3 separate regions of the Mus musculus genome follow, and all the other regions are linked to region 3. Evidence: chromatin loops called from intact Hi-C (ENCODE). Cell type or tissue: gastrocnemius. All regions are shown on one strand.

Region 1 (8,000 bases), 670 kb after region 3:
TGGCTGCTGGGGCAGAGGACAGTGCCCAGGGCCCTAAACCAACAGAACTGAGTTTCCTGCCAACTTAGGAGACCTGAGATCCAAAACTGGTGAGCATGAAACACCCACTGGGAATCAGGCAATGATCTACAATGCTGGGCAGATAAGATTCTGGGGGAGACTTTTGTCTCAGCCCCTTCAACAATCCATGCTTGATGCCAGGTCAAATGTCACTCACATTCAACTCTGGTGACCTCTGCTATGGGAATTTGACACTGGCTTTATTGCAGCTGAGAGCTTCTAAAAGCCCTGCTATGCTGTCCCAGCCCTGTCTTAGCTGAGACATCTCGAGAACCAGGCTGTGGCCTCAAGAGGCTGGGCGGAGGAAATGGGTGGTTTGGACGGACTGTTTACACCATCGGGCTGGCACAGTGCTTCAGTCACTGATCTATTCCATGACCACAGCAACTCGGGTAAAGGAAGTGTTTTATCACTGGTTCGTTTACCTCCGAAACTCAGAGGGTTAGTCTGTAACCATCATGGCGGGAAGAGGACAAGCACGGCGCTGAGCAGTAGTGGAGAGCTCCACACCCAGAGCGACTGTCAGAAGCAGGCAGAGAGAGAAGGAGACGAAACCTGGCAACTGATGGCCTTGGAATCCCCAGTGACACACCTCTTCCAACTAGGCCACACCCCTACAAAAGACCACGCCCCCACAACAAGACCACACCTCCTAAAATAGAGCCACACATTTACAACCAGGCCACACCTCCTCCAAGAAGGCCATACCTCCTCATCCTCTCCAAACAGGTCCACAAACTGGGGACCAAGCATCAACACACCAGCCTGTGGGGACAGCGCTCATTCAAACACCATGGACAGATCCAAAAACCTTATTTACCGCTGACATTTCCTCCCGTGTTTTGTGTTCTCTGACAATTTTTTCTTTTTCTTTCCTTTCCTTCCTTTCTTCCTTTCTTTCTTTCTTTCTTTCTTTCTTTCTTTCTTTCTTTCTTTCTTTCTTTCCTTCCTTCCTTCCTTCTTTCTTTCTTTCTTTCTTTCTTTCTTTCTTTCCCTCTTTCTCTCTCTCTCTCTCTCTTTCTTTCCTTTTTGTTATGTAAATTAACCCATTTATTGTGGGCTAGGCGAGTCTCAGACGTTAGGGCTTCTATGGTCTTTCAGTTACTTCGGTTTTCTGATGGCAGACTTCACTGTGACTGCAGAGGTGGTGTTGTAGATCCAGGCACCCGCTGGCCACTGTTTTCATGCAGGAACCTCAATGCCAGATGCCAAAAGCTCATCTCTTCATCTTGGTCTTATCCCAGAAGGAGCAAGTTTACTTGGAGTGCTGGCTGATTTCAATTTTCTTCACCATTTTCCGGAGGGAGGCACCATAGCAGGTCCCGTATTTCTGACAAGCCCTATCTTCTTGGTGCATTTAGCCATGTCACTGGAAACAAAGCCCAAACTGACAATTTTTTCCTAGTTACTTGCTTTAAAAGTCTAAAAATACCTAAGGATGTGGCTCAACAGCAGGGTGCTTGCCTAGCAAGTGAGAGACCCTGGTCTCTATTCCCAATATTGCCAGGAAACAACTTAAACTCAGGGAGTGGTGGCACACACCTTTTATCCCAGCACTCAGTAGACAGATGAAGGAGGATCTGTGAGTTCAAGACCAGCCTGGTCTAAAGTGTGAGTTCCAGAAAAGCCAGGACTACACAGAGATACCCCGTCATAGGGAAACAAAAGATTGAAACCTTGAATCTGAAGAGGCATTGCTCTTGGCTCAGTGAGTAAAGGGTGTGGCACATGCAAGCATAGGGACCTGGGTTCATCACAAATAGTTCAGTTGGCATGGTGTTGGGCTGATCCAGGAGGATCCCTCCAGCATCACCAGGTATACTGCCTAGCCAATTAGTGAGCTCCAAGTTCTGTGAGGCTCTGACTCAGAAAAGAACCACAGCCAAGGCATCCCTCTGCCCTGCACCTGAGTGTACACACATCCATGCACCCAACCACACACAGAGAAAGTAACACAAAGGAAAACTCATGGCACTCTGGTCAGATTCAAAGAAAAAGAAAGCACGTCCATAGAGCAGGATGTGCCCATTGCAGAGATGGAGAAATCGAGGCACAGAGAGGGGCAGCCACTGGCTGGCAGTTGAGCCAGAGAGGAATTGAAGCAGGCGTGGGACACATGGAGGCTGCCTGAGTCCTACTCTGTCCATTTTTGCCTCCTTCCGGAGTCCCTGCTTCCATACCCCTACTCCCAGAACTGAAGTTATAGGCACATGCATAGGCACACTCCTGTTTTTCTTGAATGCTAGGGATTCGAACTCAGGTTCCCAGGCTTGGCAGCAAGCACTCTTATCCTCTGAGCCATTGCCTTTGTCCTGGAAGCAGGATTCGAGCCCACAGAGTTCCCACTGCGGGCGGCCTCTCCCATCTTAGCACTTGAGTCCTCAAGCTGAGCCTGACAGCGCCATTTCAGGGACTGACACACATGGCGCCTGTCTTCAGTAAGGATGGCCTGAGTGGCTCTGCGCCCCCATCCCCGCCTAGTGAAGGATCCCCAGAGCTGTCACAAAGACCTGAGTTGAATCCCCAGCACTACACAAACCAGGCTTGATGCCGCTCACCCATCATCCAGCTCTGAGGAGATCAAGAGTTCAAAGTCAGCCAGGGCTACAGACTGACCTGGAGGGCAGCCTGGGCTATTTAGGGAAACCAGGGTAATCCCGGGCTATGTAGGGAGTTTGCGGCCAGCCTGGGCTATAAAAGGGAGCCCACTCAACCCCTCTCCCTCTCTGCAGGACCCCGGCGAGACGCAGAGGCCGCCAAGAGCTTCATCTTGGACATGTATGCGCGCGTGTACGCGAGCTGCGCAGAGCCCCAGGACGGTGGCAGGAAAGGCTCCCGCGCGCGCCGCTTCTTCGCACACTTCACCTGTGCCACGGACACGCAAAGCGTCCGCAGCGTGTTCAAGGACGTGCGGGACTCGGTGCTGGCCCGGTACCTGGACGAGATCAACCTGCTGTGACGCGGGACAGGGAACCCCAAGCGCGACGCGGTCGTGGCGAGGACATACCTCCCCCTGGTGGCCGCGCGTGGAACTGCAGGTCCAGGAGCTGCCAAGTGGGGAAGCCAGCCCACAGGGAGAGAGTCCCTGCTTCCTACTGGGCCCCCAAGCCCAGCTCCCCTGTAATTTATTCCCTCGCCCTTCTTCTAGTTGTTGGAGAAAGGACATGAGCCGGGTCTTTAACCCCAGCGCTCCGGAGGCAGAGGCAGGAGGATTTCTGTGAGTTCCAGGACCATGTTTTCAAAAACAAACAAAACCGGATAGAACTGTCCGGGACCTTGTGACTTCCCAGGGGCCCTGTTCACATCTTCCTGTGGGGACCATTTCATCTTACCAAAGGGGAAACCGAGGTCGGCAAGATGGCTGGTGAGAGTGCCTTGCCACCAAGCCTGACAACTGGACTTCAGGACCTGTTCAGTGGACAGAGAGAGGGAGCGGAGTCCTAGGAGAAGTTCTCTATCTCCTCAGGCGTGCATGGTGGTGACACACCTACCCACACAGATAAATAAATGTAATTTAAAAACAAACAATCAGGGAACTGAGGAAGAGAGAAATATCTCAGCTCTCAGGCGCTGAGGCAGGAGGATTGCAAGTTTCATGTCCTAAATTACAGCTCAGTGTTCTCACTGTGAGCCTGGCAGGGGCCAGGGCCAGGGTATTGACTCACAGAGACAATGTCAAATCTAGGCACAGAATGGAGTAGGGGGTTGGAGTGGCTCGGAGGGTAAAATGCAGGAGTTGGCAACTGCCCTGCTCATCAACAAGCCCCAGGTTCGGTGAGAGACCCAGGGAGCGACTGAAGAAAACATCACAGACTAGGGTATAGAGCTGAGTCATCTGCGCTTGTGTTTTGTGTCCCTGTCACCCAGTCACCCCACAACCCGCCCATGCCTTCCAAGCACTGGAGTTAGAGATCTGGCTGTTCTCAGGAGAATCCAGATGCAGAGTAAGCTGCACTTTACTAACTGAACTCCCTCCAGCTTCCTTAGACATATCTCCTTACACTGCTGCATAGTACTTCACTCTGAGACACAGAATGGCTTGGTCTGGGTGCTGGGGATGGCAGCCAGAGTCTTAGGAATTCTAAGCTGGACTCTACTGTTGTTTTGTGCCTGCCAACATTTTTGCATCTACCTGAAGCATCCCAGAGTATTGTCTTGTACAAGGGCCCTGGTGCTGTCTTCAGGGTGCATTTCGGGCAGGGAGATGGTACTTGCCCAGCTTGGTTACATACTCAAAGAGCAAAGAGCTGTTCTTTTTTGGGGGTTTGGTTTTGGTTTGTTTTATTTTGTTTTTGTTTTTTTGAGACAGGGTTTCTCTGTATAGCTCTGGCTGTCCTGGAACTTACTCTGTAGACCAGGCTGGCCTCGAACTCAGAAATCTGCCTGCCCTTGCCTCCCAAGTGCTGGGATTAAAGGCGTGCGCCACCACGCCTGGCGAGAGCTGTTCTTGAAGACTGACTAAGTGCCTGCTGTGGAGGTCAAGTGTTCGTAATCTTCTGTTCTGTTATGGTGCCTGCTTCATACCACATCAGCTTCCATAGCAGGCTGCAGGTGACCGTTCTGTCTGCACTCATTCTGGGGTGCTGTGCTCAGTCCTCCTTCATGCTGAACCCCAGTACTCACTTGAACTCAGTGCATGAGGCCCAGTCATGGGCTTGGCTGGAGTTGGCCTTTAGTCAGCACTATGTTGTGTCTGTGACTATGTTATTCAGGCTCAGGGTTCATTCTGGGATAAAGGCTCAGTATAGGGTAGAGGTTTGGGGAGTCAGTGCAGAGGGGCCCTGGCCAGAGTTTGTGCACTGTCTGACATCAAGTCTCTTCAGGGTCATGGCACAGAGCAAGAGCTGTGCTCAGGTAGGGTTGGGGCTCAGTGCAGGAAGGGGCTGAGGCTGGGATTGGGGCTCAGTGCAGGGAAGGAGCTGAGACTGGGGATTGGGGCTCAGTGCAGGGAAGGGGTTGAGGCTGGGGTCAAAGCACAGAACAATTGTGTAGGCTGAGGCTGAGTTGGCACTGCCAGGGGAGCTACAGGTGTCCTTGCACATTGATTAGACACCTGCTGTTTGCTGTGTGTTGACAAGCACTATGAAGCATCCCTAGTACAGGCAACAAAATCTTATTAAGCGCCTGGTGTGTGCAGATGACTTTTTCTTTAATAGGTGATTTTAAGCACCTACTATGTATTGGTGGCACATATTTATTATTATTATTATTATTATTATTATTATTATTATTAGGTATTTGTATTTTTTTTTTAGACAGGGTGTCTCTATTATGTAGCCCAGGCTGGCCTGGAACTTACAGAGGTCCTCCTGCCTCTGCCTTCCAAGAACTGATACTAATGGCATGTGCTGCTACACCCAATGTGACACATTTTTTAAGCACCTTCTGTGTACACACAGCAAACACTGATTAAGCACCAGTGAACAGTTCAGGGGTAAAGGTGCCTGAGGCAAAGCTCTAAGGACCCACATGGTAGAAGGGGAGAATGGACTCCTGTGAGTTGCCCTCTGACCCCAGCACATGAAAGGACACACACAGTCAATCAATAAATGTAACAAAAATTCTAAAAAGATATTAAGCACCTGTTATGCATGGGTGGTACTTGATGTGTTTGGATGACATTGATTAAGGCTTGGCTGGTGTATACAAGTGACAAACATTTATGACATTCTGTCTTTTCCTTTTTTTTTTTTTTTTTGGTTTTTCGAGACAGGGTTTCTCTGTGTAGCCCTGGCTGTCCTGGAACTCACTTTATAGACCAGGCTGGCCTCGAACTCAGAAATCCGCCTGCCTCTGCCTATGGCACGCTTTCTGTGTACAGTTGACAAATACTTATTAGGCACCTGCTGTATATATAAGCATACAGTTGGAACAGTTGGGCACAAGGGGGTGGGCAGAGGGATCTTGGATGCCAGGCTATGCCCATTGTCCAGTAGTGACTCCCCATCTAGTGCTTGCCTCCCATCCAAAGAGGGAAATTTGGTCCTGGGTGGGGTGCCATGAGAGATCATGCTCTCTAGCTCAGAGCCCCCAGAGTCACACCCACAGTTGCTCAGGATGCCCCTCCCTGCCCTGGCCTCACCCCCACCCACTCTGGGGCACCTTGAGCATAACAGGAAATTTCAAACAACAGGAAACCCAGGCCAGGCAGTGACTCCACCCTGCGGAGGCCTCTCTCAGTCTGTCCCCGGGGGAGGCCATGAACATCAGTACCTGGTCCACGCTGGTGACCCCAGAGTCCTGCCACCGGCTGGCAGCCAGCGGCCACAGCCTCCTCATTGTCCTGCACTACAATCACAGCGGCAGGCTGGCCAGCCGCGGGGGCTCTGAGGACGGTGGAGGGCTAGGGATGCTGAGGGGGCCGTCGGTGGCCGCAGGTTGCCTGGTGGTGCTGGAGAACGCCATGGTGCTGGCCGCCATCGCCATCTACATGCGGTCCCGCCGCTGGGTGTACTACTGCCTGCTGAACATCACACTGAGTGACCTGCTCACAGGCCTGGCCTACGTGGTCAACGTGCTGCTGTCAGGGACTCGTACCTTCCAGCTGTCACCGGTGCACTGGTTCCTGCGGGAGGGCCTGCTCTTCATGGCCTTGGCCGCATCCACCTTCAGTCTGCTCTTCACGGCCGGCGAGCGCTTCGCCACCATGGTGCGGGTGGCTGAGAGTGGGGCCACCAAGACCAGCCGTGTGTATGGCTGCATCGGTCTGTGCTGGCTACTGGCAGCTATCCTGGGCCTGCTGCCCCTGCTGGGCTGGAACTGTGTGTGCGCCTTCCCACGCTGCTCCAGCCTGCTGCCCCTCTACTCCAAGGGCTATGTGCTCTTTTGTGTGGTGGTCTTCGCCCTCATCCTAGTGGCTATCCTGAGCCTCTACGGGGCCATCTTTAGAGTGGTCCGAGCCAATGGGCAGAAGTCTCCACGTCCTCCTGCCCGCCGCAAGTCCCGCAGGCTACTCAACACCGTGCTGATGATCTTGGTGGCCTTTGTGGTGTGCTGGGGTCCCCTGTTTGGCCTGCTCCTGGCTGACATCTTTGGTTCTAATGTCTGGGCCCAGGAGTACCTGCGTGGCATGGACTGGATCCTGGCCCTGGCCGTGTTCAACTCAGCCATTAATCCTCTCATCTACTCCTTCCGCAGCCGTGAGGTGCAGCGCGCTGTGCTGGCCTTCCTGTGCTGCGGCTGTCTCTGGCTAGGTCTGCGAGGTCCAGGAGACTGCCTGACCCGGATCACCGAGGCCCACTCCGGTGCATCCACCACTGACAGCTCCCTGAGGCCCAGGGACAGTTTTCGGACTTCTCGGTCACTCAGCTTCAGGATGAGAGAGCCGCTGTCCAGCATTTCCAGCGTCCGCAGCACCTAGAGCTTGGACCAGCCAGTTGCCCACTGAGCAGGCCCTCCCAGACGAGGTGAGAAGGGACAGGACACAAGAACCTTGCCTGATGGTGACTGAGAACATGACAGCAAGCCCCGGGTTCCTTCCACAAAATTCCCCGTGATGAATGTTTGGCAGAGAGTGGCTGGAGCCAGAGCCAGTGAGTCTGGGCCTTGAAGGGCCCCTCCCCCCCGCCCAGGCAGCAAAGGGGATGTGCCATGTCCGAGGCCATGGACAGGACAGAGCTTTGTGGTTCTGTCTTAGTCACATGTGTTCAGGTCAATGCCCAGGCTACTGTAATGTGTCTCCTGGTCATACCCACTGGTATACAGTGCTTTGGGGGTGTGCTGGGATGGGGGTGGACCTGCACCATTTGTTTGAGGGCAACTTGACGTGTTTAAGAATGAAAGGGGGCCTGGAGGGCACACCAGTCTGTCATCCACCCCTCTTCTCAATGACTTCTACATTGGGACAAGCAGCCTGCCCCCGATGGCCTCCCTCCTCCAGTTCAGGTTCTCTGTCTCTGTGTGGGGAGGATAGAGCCACCCACTCCAGGTCTGGGGCAATC
Region 2 (8,000 bases), 530 kb after region 3:
AGTGCTGGGAATCAGAGGAACAGACTATAGGGAGTGTGGGGTGGTCAGCTGGCCACCATCGATAAGGCCCCAGGCTGGTCTCCCATTGAGTGTTGAATCTTGTTCATCCCCTGGGAGCTGGGGAAGATGGTGTCTGTGGCTTCTGCTTGTAGAGGTGAAGGATGGAGACTGAACAGTTGAGCTGTGTCCTCAGCGACCCTGAGCCTGAAGCCGCTGCATCTGCAGAATCTGGCTCAAAATGCACTGTACATCCTCATCCATCTGTCCCTGGTGAGGTGGGAGATGACAGAGGCAGAGTCACACCCTGATGCTTCTGGTAGATGCTACCCTTTCCCTTGCAAATCTGTCTATTCAAACCCAGGGTATCAATGCCCCCAAGAAATAAGTCAGTGCACAGGGATGTTCCCAGAAACCATGAGGCTGGCTCTGAACAGAAGGAGAAACCGAGGCCCAGGTAGTGTCAGGGGATCAATAAAGCTGGACTGGAGTCAGGAGGCAGAGGACTCACCTGAATGGCATACAGGAGATGGGTGCGGTATAAAGCCACCACAGCGCCATGCTCCCGGGCCTCCTCCTGTGGACACACGGGAGATGGGGATATCAGAGGTACAAGGTCATCCTTGTGTACATTGTGAATTTGAGGTCAGCCTGGTCTACCTGAGACCCTGCCACAAAAGAGAGGTGGAGAAGGAGGAAGGGAACAGGAGGGAAGGGAAGGAGAGAAGGGGGCTTGGAATGGAAAGGGAGGGAAGCCCATCTAGAGGGAGACACGCCCACAGAGTCAAAACCCCATGTCCAGTGGCTGCTAGTGACTGCCTCGGGAAGTGTCTGAGGTCCCCTGCCCAGCCTGTACCCTGCCAGCCACCCCCACCTCTACCCCGATTGCTCTGTCTATGGCTCCCATCACCCCTGCCCCATATACAGAGCCAGTACCTGTATCTGCTGCTGCAGGGCTGTCACCTGGCCGCGCAGAGCCTCCTCCTCCTTGGAGCTGGCTGGGGTGGACTGCTGCACCTTCAGAGCCTCCTTCAGTGTAAAGACTTCTTTGGACAGGTCTGTGATCTGGCAAAAGGGAGGGGACCCTGTGAGTGAACATGCCGAGCCAGGCAGGGACCAGGAACCTCTGGCACCTTTCCTGGGCAGCCTGGCACAGGGTCACTGATTCGAGCCAGGAGCTGAGCTGACTCAGCCTCTGACCACACTGGTGCTTGCCAGAACACAGTCCAGGAATCCCCTCATTTGAGGAGAATTCCGAATGCTGTGAGAACATTCCAAAAAACTCTGTATTTATACAGCCCAGGGCTTAAAATGTTCCTCATATTTTTAAATATCTGGAGAAAAAGAAATCCAAAGAAAGATCTATTTTGTGACCACTGAAGGGATTCCAAATCACATATGACACTTATTAATAAAGTTTTATTGTTACACAGCCATGTCTGTTCACAGCAAACAGGGACCAGACATTATGGAGCCTCCAGGTCAATAAATACAGTTTTTTGTTTTGGTTTGGTTCTTCATAGAAAACACCCTGCATCCCCTTATCTTAAGGCCTGTGTTGGCACACCTTGGAAAAAAAAACAGGGCCTGGGGCTGCCTGGCCAGACCCAGCAACCCATAAAGCCAACTTAGGATTTTTATCTCATTTTATGGGATGCCCAACATTGACCTGTGACTTCCACGCATGCACATGCACACAAGGGGCATACACAAAAAGATACAATTGGGGGCCAATGATACAGCTCAGGGGTAAAGACACGTGCTGCCAAGCCTGTCTCTCTACCTGAGTTTAATCCCTGGGACCCACATGCTTGCACAATATGGATTCAGGCAAGTTGTCCTCTGACCACACATGCATGCTCCAAGTCCAACATAAATAAATATGTGTCATTTTAAACATTTTTAAATATGTAAATGGGTTCAAATCCCAGCTTATGACCCATTTCGTGGCCATGTAACCTTGTCGGAGTGGTATCACCTCTCTGTGCATATTACTTCAAATGGGGATAATTAGAGAACACGTTACAGGCTGGATATCTGTTACCATGGTTACCATTGCATATCAACACCAAAAGTGAATCTGCTGAGACTTTCTTCCTTCTCTGGGACTCAGTTTCACATGTGAGAAATGGGCTAAATTCTCAAGCCCTTGCTGGCTGGGAGGTTCTTCAGTTTTGTGTAATCTCGGGTTAGTGGACACCAACAGTGAGCAAGGAGGGAACCCACCTTCTTGTCCTTCTCCTTGGCTTTGTCCAGGGCCTCCTGGGCACGGCTCTGGGCCTGGCGCGCCCTCTCGGCCTCTGTACGAAGCCCCCGGAGCTGCTGCTCGGCCGTGGCCAGCTGGGCCTCGGCTGCGTGCCTCTCGCTCTTCATAAACAATGCCTCACGCTGCACCTGTGGCCCAAGCCCATGCGTGACTCTCGGGACATTTAGACCCCAAAGTGGCTTGGATCCTTCGGCTCTTCCCACCCTTCCATGCTGAACTGATACCATTCCACCTCAAGGAAGGTTCTGATTCCCACCCGACCCTGGTAACATCCCGGTCCTGCCAAGAGCCACTGGCTACTGGCTGTTTGTCCCTGGACAGCTGGTTAGGCCTCTTTGTGCCCTGGTGGCCTCATTTGTGGTGCAAGCCTGTGACCCAGATACTCGGGAAGCTGAGGCAGGAGGATCAGGAGTTCCAAAGCTACACTGTGACTTCAAGGCCAAAGCAAGAACGAAAACTGTCTCACACACACACACAATCCCTTCTAAGGAAGTTTGTTCGCTTTTTTTGTTTTGTTTTGTTGAGACAGGGCCTCACTGTGAAGCTATGGGCACACAATATAGTTGGCAAAAACAAAATTTTCAACTCAGATGGGACTCAGTGGGTAGAGAGCTGGCCCAACATGCACCTCTGTGTAAACAGGTCCTACTGATGCTACACCTATCATCCCTCTAATTGGGAGGTAGACGCTAAAGGATCAGGCTTTCAAAATCAGCCTCAACCACACAAGTCTCTGCTATAAAAACAAAACAAAACACACACACACACACACACACACACACACACACACACACACACAGACCAGGGGGCTCGGGAATGGCTCAGGGTAAAGGTGCTTGCAGCTAAGCCTAATAGCCTTGGTTGGTGCTCAGGATCCACATGAGAAAGAGAGGACTGTGTCCCACAGGCTGCCATCTGACTTTCCCACCATGCCATGTGTGTGCACCACATAGAAAATAATAAATTAAAACTAAATAGAAATACTATGGGCTGGAGAAATAGCAAAGGGGGTTAGATCACTGCTCTTGCAGAAGACCAGGGTTCAGTTCCCAACACCCACGCGGTGGCTCATGTCTGTAACTCCAACATCCAGTAAATCGGACGCCCTCTTCTGGCCTCCGGAGTACTGCGTATATGTGATAGACATTCACGCAGACGCCCAGGCCCACGCGGAAATCCTCTGAAAGGACAGCCTGGCGCAGGCGCTCACCTGGAAGACCTCTGCGCTAGTCTTCTCGTGCCTGCGCGCCAGGTCCGCCAGCTGCGCCTGCAGCCGGGTCACGTGGTCGCGCAGGGCGCTCAGCGCGTGCTCGTGCTCGTCCGCAGGAACCGAGGCCCCGCGCATGCGCTCCAGCTCCTCGCGAGCGGCGTCCACGGTAGAGCTGAGTTCGGCGACCCGAGCCTCGGAGGCAGCTAGCGCTTGGCGCAACTCGGCGGCCTCTGTGCGTGCGCGCTCGCCGGTAGCCGTGGCCGTGGCCAGCAATTCCCGAAGCGCCTCTAGCTCGCGGCTCCGCCCCCGCGCCGCCTCCTCAGCCTCTGCAAAACGGCCCCGAGCAGCCTCTAACTCGGCCGCAGCCTCCCGCTCCCTTCTGCGTAGCGCCTCCTCCAGACCGCGGATCCGGGTCTCCAGCTCGGCCTGCAGCGCCGCCGCCGCCGCCCCCGGGTGCAGGATCGCAGCGCAAGGGTCCTCCGTGCCGCTGGTCTCGGCTTCCGTAGTCTCTGTCACAGTGGCCTGTGCCCCCGTGGGCTCCATAGCTGTGTCCTGCGCTCCGGTGCAGTCTGCCTCCGTGGCCTGCCAGCAATCGGCCTGCGCTCCTGTGGCCACCTGGGTGGTGTCCTTGACTCCTATAGCTTCTATCGCTGTGGTCTGCACTCCTGTGACCTTCACTCCTATGACCTCCGCCACTGTGGCCTGCACTCCAGTGGTCTTCACTGCCTTAGCCTCTAATCCTGTGGCCTGAATTCCTGTATCCCGCACTCCGATGGCCTCCATGTTTCTAATCACTGTACCTGTGAGCCCTGCCTGTGCCAACACATCCACCTCATCAGCTTTCATTCCTGGATTCTCTTTTCCTCCTGTATCTTCGGCAGCCACTGGCTCACTTTCGGCATTGTCACCTAGAGCTTTCACATTTAGGGCCTCAGCCATAGTAGCACTAGTGTCCATTTCCTTGGCTGCCAGTCTGTCTTTCCCCGTGGCCTCTGAACCTGCAGCCTCGGGTTCTATGGGTGCTGCTTCTGAAACCCCTGCTTCAGTATTCCAGACACCCTTGGAGCCTCCTGCTTGGAGTTCCATTCCATTTGCTTTGGTTTCTGCATATGTGGTGCCGTTGAGGTCTGGGACGCTGGGTCCATTCTGGATAGTGATTCCCTTATCCTTGATTTCCTGGTATGCTGTCTCTTCTCCTTCTTGAGCCCTGGGTGGCTCCCCCTCCTGCTGCTGCTGCTGCGAATGCATGGCCTCTGTGTATTGCCTCCGAAGCTGCTCAAGCTCTGCCCGTAAGGATTCATACAAGACCAGGGGGACGACCTCGGCCTGACTTTCTTCTGCCATCTGCGCCTCATCCTTTTCAAACTCCTCAAGGATCTGGGGGTGGGGAGGCAGGCAGGCTAAGAGGTGGGCTCACCATGTTCCCTGCCCACCCCGAGGTCTGCAGAGATGTCCACTGCCTCAGTTTCCCCACCTGGACCTTTTCCAGCAGCTCCTGGTTCTGCCTGGTGAGCTGAGCCACCTGCTCCTGTAGGGAAGCAACTATTTCCTCTGCTGATGGACTCTGGTTCTTTGGCATCAGTGCATCAGCTCCTGACAAGGTTGAGAACAGCACAGAGTCAGGCTGGGGACACATGCCATGAGGGACAGTCAGGAACTGCTCAGTGGGGAGGTGCATTGCCTCAGGCAGGTGGGGATCATAGTGTCTGTGCCCTTCTGGCATCATGTGCCTCCTCCATGGAAGGCCATGGTCGTGGTTTTGTGTCCACATGGCCATCCACCCCTCAGAATCCCGGGTAGGCAGCAGGGAGGGTGTGTGTGTGTGTGTGGAGGGGCAGATCTCACCTGGGAAGTCAGGCATCTCACCCTCCTCATCCTGCAGGGTAGCTACATCATAGCTTGTGTTTTCTCTCTCATTCTAGGAGTCCAGCACAAAGTAGACCTTCAGACCCTGCTCCTTACTGACAAGAGACTTTAGGTCCTCCCAAACTGACAATGTCCATATATCCACACAACAGCGGGATTGGGGGTCAGCTCCAAACTGGCTGTGTCTGTGTCTGCTGAGCACCCAAATGGCCCTTCCACCTTCTAGTGAGATGCAGGTATGGACCAGGGCCTTCACACATGCTAGGCAAGCACTCATCACTGAGGGATGTTCTGGCCAGAGTCTGGCTCTGGGCTTGAATCCCAGCACATCCCCAAATACATGCTCATCTCTGTGTATGTCTGTGCCATGGTGTGCTTGGAGGGACATTTTATCACACTTATTCTGTGTGTGCCTGCAGGATGTGCACACACGCCACAGTACAAGTCAGCAGTCAGAAGAATTGGTTCTCTCCTTCTGTCATGTGGGGAGTGGACTCAGGTCAGTAGGGTTGGCAGCAACCTCTTTATTGACTGGTCTATATCACCAACTCTAATTGCACACTCTGAGCAGTGTGTGGGTGTCTGTGTCTGTGTGAGGGCTGTGGCCTGTGTGTGACTGGTATATTTATATGTTTGGGGCACGTGTGATTGTGATGTGTGTGTCAGAGGGGCTAGAATCTTTGCATGGGTGCGTGTGTTTGCAGAAGTCTTGATAAGTGTGTGATTTTTATGGAAGTCATGTGTGGCTGGGACATTATGGATGCACCATGGTGCATAGGTGAAGTTCTGGCATGTCAGAGTTGGCCACACTCTACCACACTCCTCACCCATGCTGGGACCCCACCCCTTACCCCTCCCAACACTGGCAGGACACACTTTGATGAAAGCCTCTTTCCACATTCACTCCCTGCTTTTCCTTACATCTCTTTGGCCATTCCAAGCTCCACCCCACCCAGCCTCTTGCCCTGCCCCTAAGGCAACGCCCTAATCCCTAGGGACCTTCCTTCTGTGGCTCTGCACTCCCAAGCCCCACCCACCTCCAGCAGGGACAGACGGCTCTGCAGGCTCTCCACCTCCCGGCCCAGGCTCTCCTTCTCCTCCTGCTTCTCCGCCAGCATCTGTTGCAGCTCCTGCACCTACAGAGGCCTAGGTCAGCACTTGAGGACTTCAGGACACTGGACCCTCCCAAACACTGGCTGTGCCCTCCTCACCTACCTGTCTCTCCAGGCTGTGCACTGAGCTGGCCTCCGCCTCCAGGGGCTGCAGGTAGAAGTGGTTGGGACTGGACAGCCACCTACCACCTAGTGTCTGGTAGCCATGGCTTTTTTCCATGTACACTGAGCACCTACTATGTGCCACTCTGACCGATCCTTCACACTGTCAGACCCCATTCTGTTCTTTCACCCAGGGCGCTTAGGTACATTGCCTGCTGTGTAGCAGATCCTGTGCAGGGCCATTCATTCATTCATGCATGCATGCGTTCACTCATTCCTCACCGTGGGCCACTCCTCATCCAGTATTCATCCACTCTGAGCTCAGCACTTTCACCTGAGCCTGCCCTTATGGGCAAGCCTGCCCTCACGAGCATGCCTTTGAGTGGTAGAGTGCTCTGGTGAAATGAAAGAAGCATACAATTTCAAATATGGTGGCAGGGGAGATGTTGGAGAAAGGGAGCCTTGGGGACAGCTGGAGAGACAGCAATTCTGTACTGCAGACACCATGGGCAAAGGCCCTAGGGCTGAACAGAGCCTGCATTGTTGAAAGGCCAGTGAGGGGGCTGCATGTCAGGAGCAAAGGGACAGTGGGGAAGAAAGGGTGAAGGAAGGATAGGAAGGTAGGTGGTATGATATCCCAGGGAATTGCTCCAGACTGCAGGGCTGCAGCCTCCTAACCTCCTTCCTCCTCCGTTCCTTGTGCTGTTCCAGGCCCCTGATCTTTTGCAGGAGCCGGCCTCTCTCTTGTCTCAGGCGTACAATCTCCTCATAAGCATCCCGATCGTCCTGTCCCCTCCCCATCAGGGGACACCACTTTAGGTAAAGTCTCTAGAGCTAGCAGAATCCCACCTTGCCACAGGCTCCCCCCAACTCTTACAGGAACTGGTGTGCTGGCTGGAGGCTGGGGTGCCTTCCTCTTCTTGGGGGCTCCTTGTTTCTCATGGCTTGACACTGAGTTCTGGTATGGGCAGAGGGGGTGTAGCACATGGGTACAGGGCCAGGATCCACTTCGGGGATACAATGTGACCACCCGCTGCTGTCAGCAGCCTCAGCTCCCCTGCCTCCTCCATACTGTGAAGGACCCCGTGTCTTCCCACTTACTCTAGATCGTACGGTTCGCTGTTGGTACTTTATACTTTCCCTGGCTCTGTCGGCTTCTATGTCATTTTCTATTCTCCATGAAGCCTGAGACACAGCAGACCCAGGGCAGGAATGTGGAAAGTGGCCAGGCCCGCTCTTGCTCTGCCTGAAGCAGCCCTTAGCAACCCCAGTCCTCAGTCACCTGTCCCAGATCCACTGTCCCTAGTGTGCAGGACTGCTGGTGTTCGTGTCACTGCCACTGAGCAGGGACAGATCCTGGATAGGGGCCATGACAGAACTCTGTACATAGAGGTCTGTCTCTTCCTGTAGGTCAGGGGACAGTGAGTGGTGCATAGCACTGGGGACG
Region 3 (8,000 bases):
GCAGACAGGAGCAGTATCGGTGGCATGAAGAATCCCTGCGCTATTTCACTGCTCTACTCCACTGCTTCAGTGAGGAATCCTGTGTCCTGCTTGCAGGCCTTCCGTGAAGGGTTCGTGAAACCCACACTAATACTAGACTGGCATGTTCTGGCTGGCATGTTCAATCTGGCATACTATATAATTTCTGGGACTCAGGTGATCTAGATGTCCAGATGTCTTAGTTAGGGTTTTACTGCTGTGAACAGACACCATGACCAATCCAAGTCTTATAAAGGACAACATTTAATTGGGGCTGGCTTACAGGTTCAGAGGTTCAGTCTATTATCATCAAGGCACGAGCATGGCAGTGTCCAGCCAGGCATGGTGCAGGCAGAGCTGACAGTTCTACATCTTCATCTGAAGGCTGCTAGCAAAATACTGACTTCCAGGCAACTAGAGTGGGGGTCTTATAGCCCACAACCACAGTGACACACTTATTCCAACAAGACCACAACTTCTAATAGTGCCACTCCCTGGGCTGAGCATATACAAACCATCACATCAGCGCTACTCATTTCTACCTGAACTTGAAAAATAGCATGTGGAGCCACATACTAATGGTGATTATAGAAATGGCTGGACAGTTGTTGATAGCCCCTGCAGAGGCTGAGATACAGTGGGACTTTTGTTACAACTTTTAAGCAATCAATAAAAAGACTGGAAAGCAAAAGGTGATGGGTGGCTGAAGATACCTTTTCATTCCAAGATGACCCTGCAGGGGTCAAGTACGTTCATTCATATTCCAACACATCGAGCATGTCAGTCTCACAGCATAAGGTTATGTTTATTTATACTATCTTACTTGTGAACATGAAGATAGCCAGTAAGATCATGGCCAAGAATTCTATAGAGACCCATGCTCCTTGAGAGTGCATTGAGTGGGATGCTATTGGATGGCATGTTTAAGCTGCCCAAAAAGAAAAGTTGGGTAAAACGATCTTGCATTAGTTTTGGCTTTCTGACATTGTGGCAGAATTTTAGAAACCCCATTGCACCTGGCATTTACCCTGGAGTGATGATGGCCTCTAAGCCTTGAAATAATCTCTTATAAGTAATCAGTGATTTTCATCTCAAATTTATGGGGATGTCAGACCCTTAGTGTAGCTGGCCTCTTTGTTCCCAGAATAATGATTCTGAGAATTAATTACTTATAGAGAAATGCCTCGGCCATAAGCTTTAGCTCATCCCCCAACTAGCTCATAACTTATATGACCTACTCTATCTCTTCCACATGGCTGGCTAATTACCTCTCCTAACTATCTTCCAACATCCCCACATCTCTCTCTCTCCTCTCTCTCTCTCTCTCTTTCTCTCTCTCTCCATATCTAACCTTCTAATCCTGCCTCAGCTTACTGGACATCAGCATTTTATTGACAGGTGGTATTTCCACATATTTCACAAGAGATTTTCTCTACATCTTCCCTTTTTAGTCCAATAAAAGGCTCTTTGTCTAACATCAATAAACTAAATATAATAAGAACAATTATGAAAACTATCAGGTAAAAATTATGTTTATATCCTAGTCCACATGCATTTGGCAACCTTGGAAAAAGTTCTCTACTATCTATCCTATCTTGGTGAGTTACAGTTCTGTACCTAAATCATGTGCTATCATAACTTTTTCTTACCAACTTAAAATATCTTATTACACCTTAAAACATTTTCTTAAATCCTAAACGTCTTAAGCTTAATTGTGAGATTATAACTATGTAGTCTTCTACCCCATCAGAGACCTGGGAAGGATAAACACTAACTGAGTAAACAGGAAGTGCTGAGCAAGCAGCTTCCAAAACTACAGAGATGACAGAGGCTCCTGGCTACATGGACAGTCACCCAAGATACTTCTGGAATGTTGGAACATCATCTTCATTCTTCTGGCCTAAAATATCTGATAGACTTTTCTATGAAGCAGGAATTATTATGGACTGCTTACCTTGTTCTGGCAAAGCTGGCAGTCAACTTCCCTCATTCTCATCTGTCCAGCCTGGACAGCATGCTGTCATTAGTTGAAGCAAGGGCAATTTCTTGCTCAATAGCTAGCTTGCCCCCTTTTAAAGAAAACTCTATTTGGTGGATCTTTGATGCTTATCATCTTTGAAGTAGAATGGGGTGCTGCCAGGAGCTGACCTGTCTCATTGTCAGAAATGCCTTTTATTAATAGAACATCTTTAAATGCTGTATTCTGTGGATCTCTGAAGTTTTTGAAGACTGTCTATCTCTAGTATATTTGAATGGCAAACATTGCTTGTTTCTAGCTATGTACTATCTGTTCAACCTAGAAAACATTTCTGTAATTAATTAAGCTAGCCTCAAACATGATCAGTAAGTTTGATTGACTGACTTTTTTTTTTTGGTTTTTCAAGACAAGGTCTCTCTGTATAGCCTTGACTGTCCTGGAACTCACTTTGTAGACCAGGCTAGCCTCAAATTCAGAAATCCACCTGCCTCCCAAGTGCTGGGATTAAAGACATGTGCCACCATGCCTGGCTCTAACTTACATTTCTTAACTATGCTAAACAATTTGTAAAGCAATTTTCAAAAGGACTAGAACTTAACGTTGCATTTTTAATAATTACTAAGGTACAATATCTTAAACAAGAGTTGAAACATGTATGTTGTAATAAAATATAACCTTACCCTATCAATATACAAAGAATATTGTAAATTACTTGGCTTATTAATGTTCTTTGGTCTAAAAGTAGATACAATAATCTACCCTTTAACTTAATTATTCCTATAGCCCCCCTTTTTCCTTATCCCTTTTTCCACTTTTGCCTAACTCTAAATAGGAGAGAAAGAATGATAAAGGAAAGAAAAAGAAATAGAAAAAGAAATCCTTGAAACCAACCTCCCGTACTTTGTTTCTTCTCTTACCAAGACCATTAACAATTTGTAACCAACCCCATTCAAATGATGACAAATATCCATCACCCTACAAACAAAAACCATCTACCCGGCCATCTTTCCCATCACACAGACCCAGTGTGTCTATGTGATGGGAAACTGCAGTGCTTACATGAAGTCCTAATTGAAACAGTCTATAAACCTGTACCAACTGGACTCAGCAGTTTTGAGCTGTGCTGGAAGCAAGTTTTGCTGAAACAGCTATTGAGGTAGTCTGAGGTTATATAAAGCTGGATGCTGGGATAAATATGTCTCAAGATCTAAGCACCTTTCTCAGCATCCTCACATGTGAATGTTGTCACAGCCACTAGAACTTCACTGGTGTCTGTAAGCATGTAATGTTTCATAAGCAATAATCCATTCTGCATTAACATAGGTATGGAATGTGGGGTGTGAACAATCAGCTAAAGAGGATTCTCTGCTCTCTGTTTGAGCAGGTAAGTTATCTTTAAATATCTTTTGTAACTTAGTTTGGATTGTATAACCAAACTGCAGTAAATTCTTATCCATGCCATTTGGATAAGTCTCGCGGATTCTGTAGTCAATGAGACTTATTGGCTACGATGAGTTGAGGTTCTAACTGGAGACATTTCCATGTCTCAGCCAATCTCAGAGCTGTTCCCATACAGAGAGACCAGCATATACTTTGCCCATTCTGTGCTTCTTTCTTCCTTCCTTCCTTCCTTCTTTCTTTCCTTCCTTCCTTCCTTCCTTCCTTCCTTCCTTCCTTCTTTCTTTCCTTCCTTCCTTCCTTCTTTCTTTCCTTCCTTCCTTTCTTCCTGTCGGCAGCCAAAAATCTTCAGGGGGTCTCCCATAGACAGATATGATATTTATTAATTTGGATGAAATCCACAGCTTTTCTTCCCCTGTTGAGACACAGACAAACCTCTTCCCCAATGTAACATATTTTCTTCCTTTCATTCTGTGCTAAGTGCATCCTTACATAAACAGGCTGATTTAGCTCAGCAGTTTTTCTCAAAAATGCAGTGTCTCTCAGCAGCTGTTTATTCATTACCATTCAAAAAACTTAAAGTTAATAAAGAACTATGTAATCTAGCTCAGTGGGGTCTTTGTTATCCCTTTTTGTTTGTTAACCATCTTGTTTAAAGTACAATTAGATCTATAACTACTTGTCATATAGGATTGTGTGGAATATCTGGAATATGTTTTATATCATAATATTTAAAAATCACTTCATTTTACTAGAGAAATATGCCGCAGCATTGTCAGTCTTGATTTGCGTCAGTATTCCCATAACAGCCAGAACATCCAATAAATGTGTAAACCAGAATCATTCTTTTCAGAACTCAAGGCAGAAGCCCCTTGGAATTCTGAACATATATCAACTTATATCAACACATGTACATTTTTGTTTTCAAATTGTACAAAGTGAAATATACGATCTACTGTATGACATAGCTTTAAGGTAGCAGCAGTAAGAATCTGGATTCTTAATTCAACATAATAAATTTAATAATAGGCTGCCATTCTGCAATTTTGTCACCAGGTGGCACCACAGGCATTATATTTGATTCCTCTGAAGCCCCTTTACTCTGAATCAAAGGATTTTCCATTTTCTTTTCTATCACCTCCAATCTTGCATTTGATTTTCCTTCTTTTCCTTATCTAAGTCTCCTTTCTTCTGATTACTCTTAAAATGATATATAAAATTGTGATCGTAACTGAAAAAATAACTATTTGTATGTTGACAGCCAAACAAAACTATAGGGGGTCCAAATGTTCTCTTCTATAGAATTTTTCATTTTTTAACATGGAAAACACTTCTCCTTAATACCTATAATTTTCTCCTCTCTTTGGAGACTTCACTTTAGTTCTTTTTCTCTCCTTCCTTAGGAGACTGCAATTTATTTCTTTTTCTCCTTTCTCTGGAGAGCTGATCTTCTATGTTTATTTATTTCTCTCTTAACACTTTCTAAACTTAATATATTTCTGTATTAATTTTATATAAATACTTTCCTCTGTGTGATTTCTTTTAATATTATATAATTCTTGCTTTAAGAGCATTTTATTTACAATAAAATAATCCATGCAACAAAAACAAACAAAAAACCGTTCATTTTATTAATTTCTTTCTTTCTTTTTTGTTTTGTTTTGTTTTGTTTTGTTTTGTTTTTTGAGACAGGGTTTCAGCCCTGGCTGTCCTGGAACTCACACTGTAGACCAGGCTAGCCTCAAACTCAGAAATCTGCCTGCCTCTGCCTCCCAAGTGCTGGGATTAAAGGCATGCGCCACCACCTTATTTTAAGGCTTTAAACTGAAGGGGTCTATGTTATAAAGGATGTGATAAGGCAAGATAAACGACTTTCTGTACTTTCCCAGGATGGGTTAACTTATGCCTTAAGAATGAAGGAAAACTGAATTGGGGGAGTACAATTTCTGAAGGTTAGCTTGAGCCCTGGTATTTCTAATTAGGCAACACTCTTATGCTGGTAAGTGTAGCAATGGTGAGAGCATTAAGACACAGGACATTTGGTATAACATGTGTGTCAGCATCCAGCACTCGTCAATGAACATTTTATACAAGGCAAGCTCATACAGTCTCTTGTTAATAGCATTTCCTCTTCCTGAGAAGTGCCCACTCTATTTCAACATCACTGTAGCTAACTGTCCTTTTAGTAAAATAAATCGAAATGCCAACCTGTCTCAGTGTGCTAACACTGTGAAGAGAAAACATGACCACAGAGTCTCTTCTAAAGGAAAGCATTTATTAGGGGCTTGTTTGCAGTTTCAAAGATGCAGTCCATTGTCATCATGGTGGGAGCATGGTGGCATGCAGGCAGACATGGTCTTGGAAAAGTATTTGAATTCTACATCTGGATAGCAGATAGCAAGAAAAGAGAAAGCCACTGGGTCTGGTTTGGATCCTGAAACCTCAAAGCCTACCTCCAGTGACAATTTTCTTCCAACAAGACCGTCCCTACTCCGAGGAGGCCACCCTTCCTAATCCCACTCAATCAGAGAGTCACTCTCTGATGACCAATTATTCAATCATAAGGGCGCATGAGGGCCACTCTCACTCAAACCACCAAAGTAACACCTTTTAAATTTCATTTTTTTGTGTATAGATCACTACTCTGGTTTCTATTTGCTTCTATTTTTGAAGGATTCCCAGTAATTAAGAATTTGACTTGATGTTTCTCAAATAGTTGTTAATTTATTTGAGAGAAATACATCATGTATCCCAGGCTTGCCTGGCCCTATGTCAACTGAGAATTGAATTTAAAACCCAAATCTGCCTCTACCACAGTAGTGCTGGGAATACAGGTATGCAGGTCCGAAAAGAAAAGAGAGGCAAGGGGATTCATGGCTTAATAGAGCCCAGCCTTTTATTGGGTGTTGCAAATGTAGAGGGAACTATGCCCTGATCATGACTTCTGCATTTGCAAACAGAGGGGAGGTGCCCAGAAGGATGTTAAAAGGTTTCCAATTTTTGTCTACACTTGAAGTTACCAGTGAACAGTTAGCTAATAAACTTCAGGTGATTGATAAATGATCTGATTAGTGTTCAATTGGGATGCACAGACCACAGCAACCAAAAATATAGTTAAAAAGTGAATTTCCTTTTAGCAACCAAATTATGTAGTTACACTAGTTCAAGGAGAACAGAAGAGCTGGGCAAATTTTTGTGGCCCTGCCTAACTGGTTGGTTTTTTGGGTTTTTTTGTTTTTGTTTTTGTTTTTTGATATTTGTTTTCTGGATGAGAATGGGATAAAAAGTATGAGTTAATCCTCTGTTTGCCTCCAATATAAATTGTTATTCTCTTGAGAACATGGAACCATAAAGCCTGATACCATGTTTTAAAATTTATTTTTGAGATTATAATTACTTCATTTGGTCTTTCGCTTTCATCTCTCCTGACCCTCTATATAACCTCTTTGCTTTCAAATCCATGGCCTCCCTTTGCTTTGTTTCTCCTACTTGAATTTGACCTAAGGTTATCTACAGGACTTTCCAGTTCTGAGGTAAAGAGATAGCTGTACTACAACACTGAGTGTGTAATGACTGTGCATACTAGAGACCTTATACCTAGGAGGAGAAACATAAAGTGCTCTGGGAGACTGAAAGCATTTCTACTTAAATGCAAATTTCCAGTATAGTGACCCTGTGTGCTTGTTGGGTGGAGGACAGACCTGGGAAAAAGTTTGTGTGGTATAAGTCCTTTGATCTCTGATCATAGTGTAGGGGAGTTGTTATTCCAGGGAGGCCTATATAGGTGAGTGGCCCTTGCCAAAGAGGGTCTCTGGAGCAAGTTTTGCCGCGGGAGAACCAGTGAGTAACAGCATGGTGCTTCTTTCCAGGGTTCTCACCCAGATCCAACACGTGAGTCTGTGTCCACTGTGCTGCTATGTATCAAAGCATCTGAGCATATTGCTTTCCCAGGAATACATAGTGACGAGGAGGTGGATCAGGCAGATTGCAGCTCATGTGCAGTAGCCAACGTGGCAAGAAGCAGGTGGTGGCTGTATCTTTTCTTCTTTGGCTGCTGTCTGACTTCAACCTTATTTATCTGGGTAGTCTACTGCTGCACAGGAAATGAAAGAGGAAGAAGAAAGAGGCACTGCCCTAAGGAGAAAAGAGCTCCTGTTCTGTGTCATTAAATCCTTTCCACAAAGAACGGGTTCACTACATAGGAAAATTTAAAAGATTTGAATTCCTTGATCCAAAAACAAGTTTAACAGTATTTAATAAAAAGACTAATATTTGATTTTTAAAAAAGAAAACAAATTTCTTTGTCTTTTTTTTTTTAACGTTTTCTTCAAAGATATTAAGATGTTGCTATTATGTCCTATTTTGGAATAAGAAACTGCAATGGGGAGGGCACACCTGTCTGTTTAGTATTAGTTGATTCCATAATCCTGAGACATGCCTCAAGTACAAAAAATAATACTTATAGCATCTATTTCATTAGTACGGTTAGGGTGCCTGGGAGGTACAAGGACCTCAGGGGGAACAAACGGAATCACACCAGATGCTGAGTCTTGCCTCTGGTTCCCACATCCCAGGATGAACCCTACACAGGGTCCTCTAGCTCCTT

What was found. A loop is a pair of places that touch in the nucleus more often than their neighbours do. Peaks named below come from ENCODE experiments on the same cell type or tissue, not always from the same donor. Only the 100,000 strongest peaks of a DNase experiment are listed, where the experiment ranks them.
Region 1: a loop joins it to region 3, with 10 times the contacts of the local background. A loop is called at or near these places in 13 of 42 quality-filtered maps.
Region 2: a loop joins it to region 3, with 2.9 times the contacts of the local background. A loop is called at or near these places in 10 of 42 quality-filtered maps.

Annotation. Positions count from the first base shown.
Region 1 is chr10:81,497,898-81,505,897 of GRCm38, reverse strand. It overlaps S1pr4 (sphingosine-1-phosphate receptor 4), which reads left to right and starts at 5,761. Exons shown (of 1, transcript NM_010102.2): 1 at 5,761-8,000. The coding sequence starts at 6,260. The coding sequence ends at 7,420. It overlaps Gna15 (guanine nucleotide binding protein, alpha 15), which reads left to right. Exons shown (of 7, transcript NM_010304.3): 7 at 2,793-3,585. The coding sequence ends at 3,019. In gastrocnemius, no CTCF peak of the experiment used is centred here; a DNase peak (open chromatin) is centred at 3,066; H3K4me3 peaks cover 2,673 bases; H3K27ac peaks cover 3,262 bases.
Region 2 is chr10:81,639,367-81,647,366 of GRCm38, reverse strand. It overlaps Ankrd24 (ankyrin repeat domain 24), which reads right to left. Exons shown (of 20, transcript NM_001374016.1): 11 at 7,431-7,511; 12 at 7,232-7,339; 13 at 6,555-6,599; 14 at 6,377-6,475; 15 at 5,319-5,391; 16 at 4,948-5,066; 17 at 3,474-4,850; 18 at 934-1,062; 19 at 509-574; 20 at 1-267. The coding sequence ends at 190. Among named protein-coding and RNA genes, the nearest start is that of Gm10778, 5.7 kb to the left of the region's middle. In gastrocnemius, CTCF peaks have their summits at 3,380 (motif pointing left) and 3,913; DNase peaks (open chromatin) are centred at 1,114 and 3,626; H3K4me3 peaks cover 2,584 bases; H3K27ac peaks cover 2,383 bases.
Region 3 is chr10:82,167,466-82,175,465 of GRCm38, reverse strand. No RefSeq gene overlaps it. Among named protein-coding and RNA genes, the nearest start is that of Gm40720, 6.7 kb to the left of the region's middle. In gastrocnemius, a CTCF peak has its summit at 4,454 (motif pointing right); a DNase peak (open chromatin) is centred at 4,452.